Linked DNA regions of Homo sapiens: region 2 is linked to region 1. The links are chromatin loops, found by intact Hi-C in ENCODE. Cell type or tissue: transverse colon. All regions are shown on one strand. Each heading gives the region's core, and the rest is flanking DNA. Links, peaks and the distances in the headings are about the cores only. Region 1 overlaps SPATA13 (spermatogenesis associated 13). Region 2 overlaps SPATA13 (spermatogenesis associated 13).

Region 1 (9,410 bases), core at 731-8,730:
TTCCTGTGTGTTTCAGTTTTCTCCTGGGTAGAGGGGGGAGTAATGTCTGCTCAATGTGCTGTGTGTGGGAAGTGACCCAATACATGGAAAACACCATGTGACGCTGTGTCTGAGGAAGCGCCCGTGATTATTTTAAAAGTCACATGGAGCAAAACCAGGATGAGAGTGAGTGCCTCTAAGCCTCTACTCCCAGCACAGAGAAGAGTCCTGCTCACCCCGCCCCCTTCTCACCCCAGGAGTGCTGACAGGTACGGCCACCATTAGCCCATAGAGAACATTATAAAGCAGGGGTGTCCAATCTTTTGGCTTCCCTGGGCCACTCTGGAAGAAGAAGAATTGTCTTGGGCCACGCATAAAATACACTAACACTAATGATAGCTGCTGAGCTAAAAAAAAAAAAAAAATGTAAAGAAATCTCATAATGTTTTGAGAAAGTTTACGAATTTGTGTTGGGCCCCATTCAAAGCCATCTTGGGCTGCATGTGGCCCGTGAGCCGTGGGCTGGACAAGCTTGTATAAAGTAGTGAAAGCCTTGACTTGTACCTCTTGGAAAACTTACAACATAGAAAGCGTTTCAACCCTTAAACACAACGCTATTTTGTGTACTAAGCTTAAGGCATGATGATGCCGTTGTTAAATGTTTCTAGTTCTGTCATTCAGTCTTGGTTGGGTTTGATGGTGGTTTTACAGAGGGAAGTGATAAAGGATGATGTCTATCCTCAAGAAAATGTGTGTTTATTATATTTGACTTGTATTGAAAAATGTTTCATATATGTTTTTATATGTGAAAAATTCAGCCCTCTGCCAAATGCACCTCAACATGCAAACAAAAGAAAATTAGATGAAAAAGTTTAGACTCAGTGAGAGAGTGTGTTGGAAATTATAACCCCTCAAAAGTTATAGCTTTACTACCTTGAAGTCATCCAGGTATGCAGCAATCTCTCTATATCTTTTCTGGCAAGTTATGTGAATGAGGAATATATGTAAGCAGATATCCTCAGAAGCCCTGATTCCAAGTGTACTGATAAAAACAATGGTGCCCCTGAATGCACTAAGCCACCCTGGGCACCAAGGCCCTGCTGTGAGCCCTCGGTGAGCTGCCTTTGCCTTCTTTGGGTTTGGTGTAATGGACTAGCTTTGTTTACCTGGCCCGACTGATGTGGCGCAACATGCTGAGTTTTTCTAACACTGATAAAATCTGCACAGCCAAATATATTTAACCCCAGCAGAACAAAATTACTAGAAATGACAGTTTTAAAAAATTAAAGGAAATGTCTTCAAAAAAGACAGCCATTGATATGGTCTAGATGTTTGTCCTCTCCAAATCTCACATTGAAATGTGATCCCCAGTGTTGAAGCGGGGCCTGGGGGAGGTGTTTGGGTCATGGGGATGGCTCCTTCAGGACTGGCCTGGTGCCCTCACCAGGGTAATGGGTGTGTTCTCACTCTGTAAGTTCACTTCGAGCTGGCTGTTTAAAGGGCCCATCCTCTTTCCTGCGCTCTCTCTCTCTCTCTGTCTCTCTCTCACTTCCTCTCTCATCATGTGACACACCTACTTCCCCTTCACCTCCCACTGTGACTGGAAGCTTCCTGAGGCCTCACTGGAGGCAGATACTGGCACTATGTTTCCTGTACAGCCTGCAGAACCGTGAGCCAATTTAACCTCTTTTCTTTATAAATGACCCAGGCTCAGGTATTCCTTTATAGCAAAACAAAAAAGACAAACACAGTCATACATGCCTCAAAGTTTAGTGTTACAACACTGCTAATCCCATCCATAAACTGAGGCTGGTGGAAAGGACCTTTCCTGCTTCTAAGCCTCAGCCTAACTGGAAACAGATTTTTATCTCATCTGGCCAGGCCTCTTTCCCCATGCAAGGATCCTTCCTAAAGAGGAAAACAAAACCAAAACAAATACCCCAAACAAGAGTTTTCCACAAGTAGTTTAATAATTCCAACACAACTTTTTATTCAAACATTTATTACATGTCAGACACTATATGAGGTGCTGGGATTTTAGGAGAGTGCCACCACATCCGGCTAATTTTTGTATTTTTAGTAGAGATGGGGTTTCACCATGTTGACCAGGCTGGTCTCGAACTCCTGACCTCAGGTGATCCACCCGTCTTGGCCTCCCAAAGTGCTGGGATTATAGGTGTAAGCCACCACACCCGGCCTATACTATACTTTTTATAGTTCATGTAAAGTGTATGCTTTCTACTTACTTACTTTAACAAAAAAAAAAAAAGTCAACTGTAAAACAGCCTCAGGCAGGTCCTTCAGGACAGAGTCCAGAAGAAGGCGTTATTATTATAGCAGATGACAGCTCTATGCGTGTTACTTCCCCTGAAGACCTTCTAGTGGGACAAGATGTGGATGGAGGTGGTAGACAGTGATATGGATGATGCTGACCCTATGTAGACCTAGGCTAATGTGTACGTTTCTGTCTTCATTTTTAACAAAAAAGCTTAAAAAGTACAAAACAAAAAAGCTTAAGAAGTGCAAAACAAATTTTAATAAAAAAAAGATTATGGAATAGGGACAGTAGAGAAGAATAAGGCTATAAAGAAATTATATTTGTACAGCTGTATAATATATTTGTGTTTTAAGCTAGGTGTTATCACAAAACAGTAAAAGATTTTAAAAATTAAAATTTATAAAGTAACAAGCTTATAGTAACTAAGGTCAATTTATTATGAAAAAAGTTTCAATAAATTTAGAGTGCTTGCTTCAGCAGCACATATATTAAATACATTTAGAGTGGACTAAGTGGACAGTATTTCTAAAGTTTAGAGCAGCGAACAGCAATGTCCTAGGCCTTCGCATTCATTCCTCACTCACTGACTCACCCAGAGCAACTTCCAGTCCTGGAAACTCCATTCATAAGTGCCCTACATAGACAAGTCATTTAAAAAAAAAACTTTTATACCGTATTTTTCTGTACCTTTTCCATGTTTAGACACAGAAACACTTACCATTGTGTTACAGCTGCCTACAGTATTCAGTACAGTCACATGCTGTATAGGATTGTAGCCTAGAAGCAACAGGCTACACTAGAGAGCCTGGGTGTGTTGTAGGCTGTACCATCTAGCTTTGTGTAAGTACACTCTGACAATGTTCGCACAGAGATGAAATTGCCTAGCAATGCATTTATCAGAACGTATCCCTGTCATTAAGTGATGCATGGCTGCATAGAAAAAAAAATCCATCACATGTCTATAGACTTGCAATCAATAATCAAAAAAAAATTATGAAAACTATCCCATCTATAATAGCATCAGAAAGAACAAAATATTTAGGCCTAAATTTAACAGGAGAAGTATAAAACATATACTCTGTAAGCTAGAAAACATTTTTGAAAGATATTTAAGACCTCAGTAAATGGATTCATAAATTGGAGAGACTTGGTATTGTTAAAATGGCAATGCATCCCAAATTCAGCTACAGATTCAGTACAATCCTATCAAAATCCTGGCTGACGACTTTGCATGATTTGCAAGCTGATCCTATAATTAATAAGAAAATTCAAGGGAATCAGAATAGCCTAAACAATCTTGAAAAGAAAACAAATTTTGAGATTTTAGACTTCCTAATTTCAAAGCTTACTATAAAGCCACAGGAATCAAGACAGTGTGGTACTAGCACAAGGATAGACATATAGATCAATGAAAATAGAACTAAAGGTTCAGAAATAAAATTTTATAGTCATGCTCAATTCATTTTCAACAAGAATACTAAGACCATTCAATGGTGAAAGAATCATCCTTTCAACAAATGACACTGGGACAAATGCATTTCTACATGCAAAAGAATGAAATGAGATCTTCCCTTACACCATATGCAAAATAGAGCACAGGCCTAAATCTAAGAGCTGAAACTATAAAACTCTTAGACAAAAATAGGGAGAAAATCTTCACGGCCTTGGATTAGGCAATAGTTTCTCAAATACAACACTATGAGCACAGCCAACCAAAAAACAAATAGCTAAATGATTTCATCAAAATTTAAAACTTTAATGCAAAGAACACCACTAAGTAAGAAAGTAAAAAGAAAAGCTGTAGAATGGAAGATACTTGTAAATTACATATCTGATAGGAGTCTGCTATCCAGGATATATAAAAAACCCTTACAACTCAACAACAAAATGGCAAGCAACCCAATTAAAAAATGAGCAAAGACTTGAAGAGGCATTTCTTTGAAGATATCCAAATAGCCAATAAGCACATGAAAAGGTGTTCAACATCATCATGCATCAGAGAAATGCAACTCAAATCCAAATAAGATGCCACTTCAGACACATTAGTTAAGCTGGCTAGAATCAATAAAGCAGATGGGAAAAAGTGTTGGTGACACGGAAACAGAAAGTAAAATAGAGGTTGCCAGGGGCTGGGAGTGGGATAAATAGGGACTTGCATTTAATCTGTACAGAGTTTCAGTTTTGCAAGATAAAAAGATTCTGGAGATTGGTTGCATAACAATGAATGTACTTACTATGGCTGAACTGTACACTGAAACTGGTTAAAATGGTAAAGTTTATGTTTTATACATTTTACCACAATTTTTAAATTTTTAAATAGCACACATCAGTTTAAAAACTGGAGCCCCCATACATAGCTGATGGAAATGTAAAATGGTGCATGCCTGCTTGAGAAATAGTCTGGCAATTCTTCCAAAATTTCAACACTGAGTTACCATTTGACTCAGCAATGCCACGCATAGGTATATGCCCAAGAGAAATGAAAACAGATGTCCACATAAAAACTTGTACACAAATGTTCATAGCATATTATTCCTAACAGCTAAAAAGTACAAACAACCCAAATGTCCATCAACTGATGAATGAATACATACAATGAGGTACATACATACAATGAAGTATCATTCAGCAATGAAAAGAAAGGAAATACTGATTCATGCTACCACAGGGATCAACCTTGAAACATTAAGCTGTGAAAGAAGCCAGACCTAAAAGGCCACATGTTGTATGAATCATTTATTGAAATGTCTAGAATAGTCAAATGTAGAGGGACAGACTATAGATGAGTGGTTGTCTAGGGCTGGGGACTTGAGGGAAAATGAGGACTGCTAATGGGTCCAGGGTTTCCTTTCGGAGGGGATGAAAATGTCTTCAAATTGACTATGGTAATTGATGAGTGCATGACTCCGTGGATACACTAAAAACAACTGAATTATATACTTTAAATGGATGCGTTACATATCAATTAGATCTCAATAAAGCTGTTAAAAAAAAGAAACAAAGAGGCCAGTTGCTGTGCTGTGGTGTCAATTTTTAACCTAGACAGAAGGTGGTAACAGGCAGAAATGGCACAGTACAAAATGCTGGGTATAATCCCAGCTCAGCCATTAGATAGACTGGGTCTACTTGGTTCACTAAGTTTTTTGATCCTCTATTTGTTCTTATACAGATAATAATACCTTCCTAGCAATGCATGGCACAGAGTAAGCTCATTTATTAGGGTACTTATTACTACTACTGTAAATAACTATACTTGATCATAGCCAAAAGGCCAAGAAGCAATTAGTACTATTAATAACTGTATACAAGTGATGTCATAAGATAATGGTCAAAAAAGCTCTTACAGTTAAAAAAAAATGCATGTTCCTCAGAAGTATCAAAATGATGTCTACTCATTCCTTGCAGCCGTATCATAATGCAGTTCAATACATTTCTGCTAATTCCACAAGTATTTTTCAAGAGCATGCTCACAGGTGGCAGAGGTGGCAAGCAGTGGCTTCTGGAGTGAATGGTAGGAGCTGTTATTATTGGAACGTTTGCGCCTTCTGGAAATTTTTATGTTGATCTGGTGCAGATATTCCCAGTTTAAAAAACAATCAAGCCGGGTATGGTGGTTCACATCTGTAATCCCAGCACTTTGGGAGGCCAAGGTGGGAGGATCATTGGAATCTAGGAGTTCAAGACCAGCATGGGCAAGATGATAAGACCCCATCTCTACAAAAAACGAAATTTGCCAGGCATAGTGGCGCACACCCATAGTCCCAGCTACTTGGGAGGCTGAGGCAGGAGGATCTCTTGGGCCCAGGAATTTGATGCAGCAGTGAGCCATGATTGTACCACCATACTCCAGCCTGGGTGACAAAGTGAGGCCCAATTAAAAAAAAATTCATATGTTGAAATCCTATCCCCAAAGTGATTATATTGAAAGATAGGGCCTTTAGAAGGTGATTAGATCATGGTGGCAGAGCCCTCCTGAATGGGATTAGAGCCCTTATTAAAAAGGCCCAATGGCCAGGCTCATGCCTGTAACCCCAACACTTTGGGAGGCCAAGGTGGAAGGATCACTTAAGTTCAAGACCAGCCTGGGCAACACAGGAGACCCTGTCTCTACAGAAAATTTAAAAAATTAGCTAGGCATGGTGGCATGCAACTGTAGTCCCAGCTACTGGGGAGGCTGAGGCAGGAGAATCACTTGAGCCCAGGAGTTTGAGGCTCCAGTGAACTACGATTGCAGAGTAAGACTGTGTCTAAAAAAATAAAAATTAAATTAAAAAGGCCTAAGAGAGACACCCTTGCCCCCTTCACCATATGAAGACACAGTAAGAAGGCACCATTTATAAACCAGAAAGCAGGCATTCACGCCGACAGTGAATTTGCTGGCACCTCTGTCTTAGGCTTCCTAGCCTCCAGAGCTGTAAGAAATAAATTTATAATTTCTGGCCAGGCACAGCCAGACACACTGACATATGCCTAAATTATTATGAAAGTATCTGATCTCTTTTTTTCACATATCTATTAAAAATTTCTTAATTGTTAAAAGTAACTGAGTCAGAGAAGTAAAGCAACGTTTGTGTCCACTATTCTTTGATTAATTAAGGAATAATTAAGAAACAGAATTGACAAGGTAATTTTCAACTCCTTTTTGTACTAGAGAGAAAGGAGGCTCACTAACAAAAGTATATACTACAGGCTGGGTGCGGCAGCTCGTGCCTGTAATCCCAGCACTTTGGGAGGCCAAGGCTGGTGGATTACCTGAGGTCAGGAGTTTGAGACTTAGCCTGGCCAACATGACGAAACCCTGTCTCCACTAAAAATACAAAAATAAGCTGCGCGTGGTGGCACACGTCTGTGGTCCCAGCTACTCAGAAAGCTGAGGCACAAGAAGCCCTTGAACCCAGGAGGCGGAGGTTGCAGTGAGCCTGGGTGACACAGCAAGACACCATCTCAAAAGAAAAAAAAATTATATACTACAGCATGAACTTGTGATCTATTAATAATTAATAGCTAATCAATCATTTCATTATCATTTAGATATGTGAACTTCTTTAGAGAAATTACCAAGCTCCATTTTCACAGAAAACACAGTAAATTCAATGAAACAGGTCCAAGGTGAGAGAAAGAAGGCTGACTGAGGGTCATTTCTGGGATTCCTGCCAGGACCCAGCGTGCTTAATCTGTCCTTGGACTTGCCTGGTCCCATTAATCAAAGGATCTAGTTTGCTGGGAAAATAACATGTTTTTGTGATCTGAAAAGCAGAAATTAAAAGGAAACTGTGACATCATGGGGAAAAAGAGAGCAAATACTATGATTTATTTGGCTGTATTTTCCAACTTTTCTGTAAAGATTACATGAAAAGTAATAGACCAAGGTCTTTGCTGCCCTTCCAAAGTTGTAACTGGTAAATAAAATGGGTTAAACTAATGGGGTGTTTACAAAACATAAACAACTTTAGTACTGACACCAGATCTGTTTAAGTTCAACATGACTTATGTAGATAGTCCTTATAAAATTGTGTTATGGAAAAGACAGGCATAAGTAACTTTTTGCAGTGTATATGGAGGCTTCAATTTCTCAAGAAATAAAACAAAAAATGGATATAAAGCCTGAGAAATTTACACTTGGACTCTACCTTTGTAACAATCACACTTAAGAAAGAAGCATACACCAGGAGCTGAGCAAGCTCAGATCCCCCACGCCTGCTCCAGTACCCAGCAGACAGGAGACACGCAGAGGATGCTGTGTTTTGAGTTGAAGGTGACTCTGTTAGCATGTCATAAAACATGCAGTAGTTTTCCTGCAGAGTATTTTAACTATCGCTTTTCAAATTTAAGCTGCATTATTTGCAACTAAAATAATCTTCAAGGAGAAATTTATTTATGTTTTCTAGTAATCGCTCTGCATAGAAGCCACTGGGATTTCTAAAGTTTCTCTCCTGTGGGAGAAGAAAAATGACACCTAGATCCGTGTCTCTCTAGTTTATTTTTATATCCTCAGGGACTAGCACTATGTCTGGAACAGATGAGGTAGTCAACAAACTGTTTAGAAGAGATGAATAACCTAGCTTTTATAGTAATGATCCATTTCCCTGTTCTAAGTCTAATTAAACTGGTAATTAAATAAATACTTGGTAAACATTAAGGTAGTTACTCATAAACATTACTCAACAAGAAATCTAGATAGACAACTCTGAAACACATCCCTTTCTTCTAGCCCTAACTGGCAAGTTTAGCTGTCTGGACTCTGATTCTGAGATCAAGCTGGGTTTTCTTCAGAGTTTCTAATTCTAAAACAATGGTGCGATGAAATGGCCCCTCTTTGGTACCTAAATTATCAATAGAGAACACTAACTCCTCTCTCTCCTTGTCAAAGTTGCCCTAAATTGGCAATGTAGACTTTTAGCCTCCCTATGTTTGCTAGGCACTATGATTTCAAGTTATCTGCTATCCAAACTTCACTTTCCTTTTTTCTGCCAAAGAAACAAAACAAAACAACAACAACAACAAAAACAAATTAAAAAAAACAAAAAAACAAGCATCACTACTGAGTCTGTAGCAAAACAGTCCACTGCAGGATTAATGCCCTCGACCAAAAGGATTAGAGAGCTACAGAACTCCGCCCTAGGACATCAGAATACACATTCTTTTCCAGTGCCCAGGGAACATATATCAAGATGGACCAATACCCCGGGCCATACAAACCTCAACAAATTTAAAAGAATTGAAATCATATAGAGTGTGTTCTCTAACCGTAATGGAATTAAACTAGAAATCAGTAACAGAAAGTTAACAAAAAAATCTCCAAACATCTGGATATGAAACAACGCATTTCTAAATAATCCACAAGTCAAGGGGGAACTCTAAAGGGAAACTTTTAGGCTGGGTGCAGGGGCTCACGCCTGTAATCCCAGCACTTTGGGAGGCCAAGGCAGGTGGATCACCTGAGGTCAGGAATTCAAGACCAGCCTGGCCAACATGGTGAAACCCTGTCTCTACTAAAAAAATTCAAATATTAGCCAGGCGTGGTGACACACACCTGTAGTCCCAGCTACTTGGGAGACTGAGGCAGGAGAATAGCTTGAACCTGGGAGGCGGAGGTTGCAGTGAGCCAAGATTGCGCCACTATACTCCAGTCTGGGTGACAGAGCAAGACTTC
Region 2 (9,410 bases), core at 560-8,559, 66 kb before region 1:
AGCAGATCCAGTTTAGTGTGCAGACAGAATAGAGGCAGGAAGCTGGAGGGCCTCTGCTGGCTTGGGGAAGTGCACACCAGATCTTACTTGGGTCAGAAGATTGTCCAGTTCCTCCGTCTGGTTGGTCCCATACAAGCTGACCCCACCTATCACGGAAATGGGGCGCCTTCTCCGGGCTCCTTTGGGGCAGCCCACTGGAGCATTCTGGTCTTCAGGGCTGGCAGAAGTCATGCTTGCCTGGGGGTCCTCGTCCACACGGTCTTCCTTCTGGGGGTCTGCAGCAACCGAGTCTTCAGGAATAGACAAACTGCGGCTGGCCAGCTGGCCGTAGTCAGAGAATGGCCGAGGCCTTGGCCGTCTCCCAGAGCCCCATCTCCTCTTGGGGGTTCTCTGTGCCTCTGTCCTTTCCTCATCCTGTGATGAGCTTCGCCTCCAGGGGCCATCAGGGACGACCTTTCAAATGCGAACAGGTCAGGTGAGCTCAATATCCAGGAAGGTATTAAAGAAAGAACAAGCCATACATTCCCTCTCACCACCACAGCCGTGCCTCGGGTTTTCTTGATTTACTTGTTTATTAAAACAGTTATTTGTGTACTAGAACATGAAGACACAACCAAACCTTAATCAAAATAACCAAATCTATTCTTATAGGCTGATTCAATAGGCTGATTCTAGGCTGATATTTCAATAACCATAATTGAAATAGTGGTTTGGTGACCAATGATGAGCTATGATAAAAGGCATTAAGAAAATCAGCACTGGCCGGATGCGGTGGCTCATGCCTGTAATCCTAGCACTCTGGGAGGCCGAGGCAGGCAGATCACTTGAGGTCAGGAGTTCAAGACCAGCCTGGGCAACATGCAGAAACCCCATCTCTACCAAAAATATAAAAATTAGCGGGGCGCGGTGGCGCGTGTCTGTAGTCCCACCTACTTGGGAGGCTGAGACAGGAGAATTGCTTGATCCTGGGAGGCAAAAGTTGCAGTTGCACCACCACACTCCAGCCTGGGTGAAAGAGCACGGCTCTTTCTCAAAAAAAAAAAAAAGAAAATCAGCACCATCGTGAATTAGTAAAATGAACTTTATAACTATCATAGGTGTCCCCCAAAGACCTGCCAGGAGAAGAAATGAATGGGTAATGCCATCCACTGCTGTTCTACCCACTTCTTTCAATAACGTGCACTACTTAAAAATAGAAGGTGCTTTAAGAGGACTAAGTCCAGGGCTGTCAGGACCCAACACTCGAGCAGCCTCTGGCTCCCACCAACAGCCTCCAGGCAGCAGTCTGATGGGGCGAGCACTGAACGAGGATTCAAAGAACTAGACTAGGCTACTCACTAGTGGTGTGAGCTGGGACAAGTCACAACTGACCTTTCTGGATCTCAGATTTTGGACTGGACAATCCCACAGCTCAAGAGTCTATGATCCTAAATGAGGCATCACCTTCTAATTTTTTCAGATAATTTTTCAGAGGCAACACAATGTACCAGAAAAGCACATGATGCTGGGAATCGAGCAGACATGTTCAGTCACTGTGTCTGGCCCAAGACCTAGTGCAATCTCAGGCAAGTCACCTAACTTCTGTGATCTGGCTCTGCAGCCATTCCCTGGGAAACAGCAGGTCCTTAGAAGGATGAGACGCAACAATGGTGAGACAGCTCTTATGGCAGGAGTTCTTTGCTGCTCTGAAAAAGCTGGGCCATGGAGTAACCATTCCCAGGGATCAGGCCTGATGAGAGAGCAGTTGTCTGAGCAGACCCCTCAAAGCCTGGCCAGAGAGGAGGGCTGCGTCAGAGACCTGCAGGAGTGGAGGCCTGTAAGCCCTGCCTGCATGCCCTCCGTCTTCCACCCCTGAACCTTACCTACAGATATAAACAAAAAGGGCTGTCAGTCAGGCCATGGGCCCAGGGAGGACAACCAGAACCACCAGAGAAGGCAGACTATGACTGCAGGAGTCCCTGGGAGCTCACAGAGCTTGTGCCGCAGCCCACCGGCTCCCTCCTTGAGAAACCAAAATGGTGGCTGGTAGAGGCAAAGGAGGCACACCTCCAGCCAGTGACAAGAGACCCCGGGCCCCAGGCTCGCCATTTCCAGCCTGAGGGTCTGAATGCTCACTGAGGCCACGTGCCATGAAGAAGTGGATGCAGAGCCCGGGCGGGTGGCTCACGTCCGTAATCCCAGCACTTTGGGAGGCCAAGATGGGCAGATCACTTGAGATCAGGAGTTTGAGACCAGCTGGCCAACATGGTGAAACCCTGTCTCTACTAAAATACAAAAAAATTAGCCAGGTGTGGTGACAGGTGCCTGTAATCCCAGCTACTTGGGGGGCTGAGGCGGCAGGAGAGTCACTTGAACACGGGAGGTGGAAGTTGCAGTGGGCTGAAATTGCACCACTGCACTCCAGCCCGGGTGACAGAAGGAGACTCTGTCTCAAAAAAAAAAAAAAAAAAAGTGAATGTGGAGCAAAGAGCACAGTGTGGGGTTTATAGATACTTTACTCCAACCACTCATTTTTCAAATCAGGAAAACTGGGACCTAAAGAAGTGACGTGACTTGCCCAGGGCCACACAGTTAATCAGTGGCAACAAAGACACAAAACAATGGGCTTCGTGAGTTCTTTTCCAAAAGTTTTCCTGCAATGCCACGTCACCTCTGCTCAAAAGACAATCCCGTGCAGGTTCCAGCAACTTCCCCTTTGCTGCTGTCCACAGATCCCTCCTGCTGGGCTGCCACCTTTAATTCTCTCTCCACTGACGGCACCCAGAATAGCATACAAATGATTTTGAGCTGAAGGCTTTAGAGAGTGACCTCTGTTATCTGCCTAAAAGCAGAGCCTCTCAAAAGAACTGAACTGTCACAAATCCCCTCCTGGGAGTTGCCTGCTACCAGGGTAAAGAGGGGAATCCACACCCAAACAGACACTGTCACAAAACTCACGTATTTTCCTGAAAGCCTATTTATCTTTCCTAAAAGTCACTTGTTTTCCCTTAAGTTCTCTTCTCCCGGCCTAGTAAGATGCCACATACTGCTTAAATTCTAACCACCTCCTTGAGTCACTTTTTTTTTTTGAGATGGAGTCGTACTCTGTCACCAGGCTGGAGTGCAGTGGTGTGATCTCGGCTCACCGCAACCTCCACCTCCCAGGTTCAAGTGATTATCCTGTCTCAGCCTCTTGAGTAGCTGGGATTACAGGCACCTACCACCACGCCCAGCTAATTTAGATATACATTTTTTAGCAGAGACACGGTTTCACCATGTTGGCCAGAATGGTCTCGAACTCCTGACCTCATGATCCACCCACTGCAGCTTCCCAAAGTGCTGGGATTACAGGCGTGAGCCACCACACCCGGCCTGAGTCACATTTTTCTATGAACTCTGTCTCTCACACACAGAGACACGCACAAACGCAGGCATGTGAATAAACATGTCTTTTCTTTTGCTAATCTGTCTTCTGTCAATTTAATTCACAGGCCTTAAAATTCACAGGACTTAAGAACAGAGTCAAAGAGTGTAGAGGAAACGTTTTTTTCCTCCCCAACACCACTACAGGAAAATATGAGAGAAATCATGAAAAGGTTAATATTATTTTCTCTATTACACATGAAAAACAAAGATAGTTTAAATTACCGAATCAAATGGCACAGACAACTTAAGTACATAGTGAGAATAAACCCAATTACATTATTGCCCTGTAATAAAAAGGTTCAGGAACAACACGCTAGAAAAACAGAAGTACAAGAAGACCACAGGCAGGGAACTGTCCACCTGCTCACAAATGGACGTGCAGCCCTTTGTTCTGTTCTATTTTTAGTTAGTTTTTTGGGGTCTGGTTTGTTTTGGTTTTACACTTACGTGACACGCACCCTGCCTTTTCTCAGTAATGCCAAAAGTAAGGAACTACTCCAGGCAGTGACAGATGCTGGGTACAGGCAGGTGAGCTCCAAGCAGGTCAGTAGACAGCAGCGGGCAGGACTCGGGATCATTCTTTTAATACATCATGCCTCAGAGTCAGCACAGTAGAGCACACAAAACCAACTGTTGGCCGGAGCACAGTGGTTCACACCGCTAATCCCAGCACTTTGGGAGGCTCAGGCAGGAGGATTGCTTGAGCCCAGGAATTCAAGACCAGCGTGGGCAACACAGTGAAACTTCATCTAAAAATAAATAAATAATAGCAGGGCACGGTTTTATGTGCCTGTCGTCCCAGCTACTTGGGAGGCCGAGGCAGGAGGATTGCTTGAGCCTAGGAGGTGGAGGCTGCAGTGAGCCATGATTGCACTACTGCAATCCAGCCTGGGCAACAAAGCAAGACCTGTTGTCTAAAAAAAAAAAAAAAAAAAAAAAAGAAACAACTGTAATTCTACGTTCAGTATTTATACAGTTCCAATGAAGATATAAAAGGAGAAAACATTCCCTCTAAAAGGTACCACATATTCTAAAAATAGCAAAACTTAGTTACAGTATAATATACAAAATTGAAATGTCCATTTTACTCCCAGCAAAAGTACAAAGAGAAGGATAGAGGAAAACTCTCAGATTTAAGCTCACATTCAAACATTGATTATTCGCCAAAAGACGGTTAAATTCCTTATGAAACAAATTTGAACTTTGATGGATATTCTAAAATGGAATCTTTTTTTTTTTTTAAGCAAAGTTTATGTACTTCTGAAATACCACCCAGGTTCATTCCAGGGAATGTAGTTTGGTTGCGATTCTACTTGGAACTGTAGACACACATGTCCCATCAAACAACCTTCTCAAACAAGTGAGAGCCTAACTCAGACTCCGGCGTGGGCTGCCGGGGCCCACGGATGCACCAAAGAAACATGCAGCTGGGCATAGCCATGTCCTCTAAAGAGTCTTTCTTGACTTTAAAACACCATCATAGAGACCTGCCCTCTCCCACGGCCATGCCAGAGCTCTGCCCTAGTCCAAACAATCCAGCCAGAGCTCTATCAGCTCCAAAATGGGCAATTCAGACCCAAGTCATAAACCTCTGTAAACAGACTTTTCAGTGGAATTGCTGCCCTTTTAACTCTTGCTTCTCTGCATATATTTTATTTTATTTATTTATTTTGCGACAGTCTCACTCTGTTGCCCAGGCAGTGGTACAATCACAGCTCACTGCAGCCTCCACCTCCTGGGCTCAGGTGATCCTCCCGTGTCAGCTTCCCAGGAAGCTGGGACTACAGGTGCATACCACCACACCAGCTAATTTATTTATTTTTTGTACAGCCAGGGATTCACCACATTGCCCAGGCTGGTCTCAAACTCCTGGGCTCAAGCAATTCACCTGCCTTGGCTGAGATTACAAAGGGCTCAGATTACAGGTGTGAACCACAGTGCCTGGCCACTCCGCATACATTTTAAAGTGCTTTGCTTAGTATTAAATGTTTTCTTCCTATAAGATTTCATATTTTACTCTGCAAAAGTAAAAAGCCAATATAGGCTATGTTACCTCCAGTGAGACATTTTAAAATGTTTTCTGAAACCACAGTGAAAGCAAACTATTAACCAGAGGAAAAATGAAAGATTCAGACAAAATAACTTGATTTCTCTTATATCCATTCAGAGGCCTAACCTAAAGGAAGTATAGTCAAATAGCAAGTGTCCCAGTACCTGTGAGATTTTATTTAGAGATTAGATCTTTGCAGATATAATAAAGTTAAAATGAGGTCAACCTGGGTTAGGTGGGCCGTAATCCAGTGGCTGGTGTCCTTATGATGCAGAGGGAAATTTGGACACAGACAAACACGAAAGGGAGGAAGTCATGGGAGGACAGAGGCAGAGACTGGAGTGATGCATCCACAGGCCAAGGGCACCAAGGAAGGCCAGTTGCCACTGCAAGCTGGAAGAGGCTAAGAAGCCCCCTTCGCACCTTGGAGTGATTGTGGACTTGGCAACACTTTGATCTCAAACTTCTGGCCTCCAGAATGGTGAGAGAACAGATGTCCACTGTTTTAAGCCACCTAGTTTGTGGTGATTTGTTACAGCAACCCTGGGAAACTCATACAGCAAGGTAATTCAGAAGAAAATTAAAGCATAGGGACTCTGGGCATACCAAAAGTTTTTTGAAGATGTATATAAATACAATAAGCTAACCCCCCAGTTTTCTCCTAGGGTACCAACATCCTGGCTACCAAAAGAATTCACATACAGGGGTCAAGGTGAGAAGGAATACACCTTGGCAGTTGATGCCACAGAGGACTGCAATGAAAACTGCAATTTTTGAATGCCTACGAGGTGCCAGACCTATGCCAGGCACATTTTACCTTGCTTAATCTTCACAGCCACCCTGTGAGACAGGTACTCTTCACAGAATTTTACTGATTAAGACACCAGGGCTAAAATAAATGAAATGATTTGCTCACGTTAATAGAGCCAGAAAAGGGAAGGGCCTATTTCACAACCCAGTCTGTCTGGCTTCAAAACCTCTGCCTCTCCTCTGGAAAGCCTGCATACTTAGCATGTACTTTTACAGAAGGAAAACAGAACTTTGCAGATGTTCCTTCCCTTAGATGTAGAACTGCTGGAGGGAGGGGACAGGGAATGACAGTTATCAGAGGCTCTGGTAACCTGTGCCCTGGGCAATCTGGTAAAACCTACAGACCCCAGAATCATATGTTCACATGCATAAAAGAAAATGAGAGAGGACTGTAAAGTAAGATGATTTAAAAGAGCCGTAACGTAGTAACATATGTCACATATCAATTAAGAGGATGAGTGTGAGGTATTGATTCTGAAGTATGGATGAGTGACGTGAATATATTTCAAGACATCAGAAAAACCCATTGTATAATGTGAAAAAGGTCTGTAATCAGACAATATCACAAATATCTAAAACTCCCGGGTTAGATAACAACACTTAACAGTATCCTAGGGTATCAGTCTTGTGCTTCAATTCTTAAAAAATGAAATTTTAGGCCTTACAACTTAAGAAGTCAAAAAAGTAGCATCTCACTATCCCAGAACTATATCTCATTACCCAATGTCCCTTAAATGAAAATTAATGTGTCATAACCAAAAATACCCTGCATAGGCCTGTTTTTATGTGTTACAACTATCTGTCCTAGGATTTTAAGTGGGTGAGGGGAACGCATAGGATCCCAGATGAATGACCATATTTTGAGGAGTTGAAAGCAGGAACAAGGAAATATTTACATATGCAGAAAGAGATAAGTTTGAGCCTTAATGACATTTTTTCTTGTGGGAGGGGGTGGTATTTTTAACGCCAAAGGAATAACATGTTACATTCACTTACAAATCTTAGATTTTCAAATTGCTTTCCCATCTAACTATAATTATATTTTCAAAGAAGCAAAGAAGACGTAATTACCCCCATTTTACGATGAGAAGACAATGGATTTACTGAAAGATAAGAGCAAGCGAGATAGTTAAGACACTTTAATTTCATCTTTGGAAGGCCAGCACTAGACATGACCCCTCCATTTATAGCAGTAGGTAAGAAAGATGCAAAATGGCTTTATAGGTTATAGCAAAAACCCTTGGCAGCAATTGATACTGCTCCCCAAAAAGCCTCCATGAGCTTATCACACACGCAGTCTGCACTGCTGGCTTCTGCTCTATGTATTTCTCTGGGCTATTTCTCCATTCATCCATGTGTGTGTAGACATAGTCATGCGCATGCATCCGGCTTGGACTCTTCTGTGTTGGTTCCTCCCACAGCCCTCACCTTCACCTCTCTCCAATGTTCTCTTCCTCTCTCTCTCCTTGCCTAGGCCCTCTTCCCCTAACTGGCCGTCTATGGAACCAAGTGTCGATTTTGTTTCATGGAGTAAATTCATATTTGGTTTCTTATCCTTAATTTTTACAACAATTAGGTGGAATAATCTTTCTTTTCTTTTTTCATTTTTTTTTTTGAGACAGTCTCACTCTGTCATTCAGATTGAAGTAAGTAGCGCGATCTGTGCTCACTGCAGCCTTGAACTCCCAGGCTCAAGTGACCCTCCCACCTTGGCTTCCTGAGTAGCTGAGACTACAGGCATGCACCATCAGGTCCAGCTAATTTTTAAATTTTCTGTAGAGATAGGGGTCTCACTATGTTGCTCAGGCTAGTCTCAAACTCCTGGGCTCAGGCAGTCCTCCCGCCTCGGCCTCTCAAAGTGCTGGGATTACAGGAGTGAGCTGCCATGCCTGGCCTGGTGGAATAATCTTTCTGTCTAAAGCTGCCTTTTGCTTTCATAGCCCTCAATGGGGTGTGTGTGTTGCAAGGGAGGTGAATTATCCCGGCACGCGGGGAGGTGCCCCATAAACGGGGCCAACCACCAGGTGGGCTTCCTGGTCCTCCACTCCCTGGCTCTTTCCACCTGTCCAGGCATCACTCCGTGCATCACTTAGGCAAGCTGAGGAACAACCACTGTGAGGGGAGGGGCTCCTATAAAAGCCCGTTACCCATGCAAAGTGGAGGACAGGAGGGATGGCCTCTGACCCAGTTCAAAACTAAGTAAATGGCAAAACACTCTGCGTTTCGCTGAGTAATGCCGTCTCACAAATGCGCCTGTTCAAGATGGCTCTGCTGCACCCCTCACAGTTTCTGCTACTTTAGGGACCATCTTGGGAAGGGGCAGACAGGGTCATTAAGTTGTCCCTTCTTTTCTCAGGCCTGGCTCTTAGGACAGGGCCTGGGCCAGAAACAGACCAGGCACAATACTGGAAGTAGAAACATCATTTACTGGGTTACTCTTTCTATGGCTTGTAGGTAAAAATAAATAATAACTCTGGGCTACACTCTTACAAATGTGCTGCATTTTTTACTAGGATCTTAGGTTTTAACCTGTAAGAATCTTCAGTGGTTGGTGGAATTCTGACAGCAAATGAAGCACAAGTGACTAAGCTAACCTTTTCTAATTACTACGGAATGGGGTGACATGCATGTCAGTAATCGTGACATCATTTTTAAAGAGTCTCCAAAAAACAAAAAAAGAAGCAACTATCATAACCCAGAAAACTGTGGCCTTGTCCCTTGGATTCAGGAAGCAGTTTGGTCATTTGTTAAACATTTTAAAACAATGAATGTTTATCTCCCTTGAAGTAGGAGAGGAGCATGGTGGTGATATTAGATACAATTGTCCTTGAATGTGTTACGTGGATGATAAAAGATGCGAAAAACACAGCTGGTGACCCTATGGCCTTGTATGTAACCTGTTTTATAGACTGATATGGTAGTTCATTTAAAAATGCAAATATACTGAAGTTCATGGAGAACACTTACTTTAATACTATTAGCCCAGTTCCATGAGCATAAAAACACTAGTACTTCAGAAAAATGTAATCACTAGTGAAGTCTTAGAATACAAGATGGAGAAATCAGTGTAGCTGAGCTCTTCTTCAGTTTAAAAAAAGGAATGAACTCCGCATGACGGTGACAAACTCCATCCCAGCCCGTGACC

Evidence for each region. Peaks named below come from ENCODE experiments on the same cell type or tissue, not always from the same donor. Only the 100,000 strongest peaks of a DNase experiment are listed, where the experiment ranks them.
Region 2: it touches region 1 in a loop (18-fold over the local background); 5 of 110 quality-filtered maps call a loop at or near these places.

The regions. Positions count from the first base shown.
Region 1 is chr13:24,174,600-24,184,009 of GRCh38, reverse strand. The region is part of intron 1 of SPATA13 (spermatogenesis associated 13); the gene reads right to left. Among named protein-coding and RNA genes, the nearest start is that of MIR2276, 17 kb to the right of the region's middle. In transverse colon, for the core only: no CTCF peak of the experiment used is centred there; a DNase peak (open chromatin) is centred at 1,461; H3K27ac peaks cover 2,219 bases.
Region 2 is chr13:24,240,520-24,249,929 of GRCh38, reverse strand. SPATA13 (spermatogenesis associated 13) reads right to left here. Exons shown (of 13, transcript NM_001166271.3): 3 at 88-453. Among named protein-coding and RNA genes, the nearest start is that of SPATA13-AS1, 9.2 kb to the left of the region's middle. RefSeq lists an enhancer at 1,534-2,033. In transverse colon, for the core only: no CTCF peak of the experiment used is centred there; DNase peaks (open chromatin) are centred at 3,266 and 4,946; H3K27ac peaks cover 3,680 bases.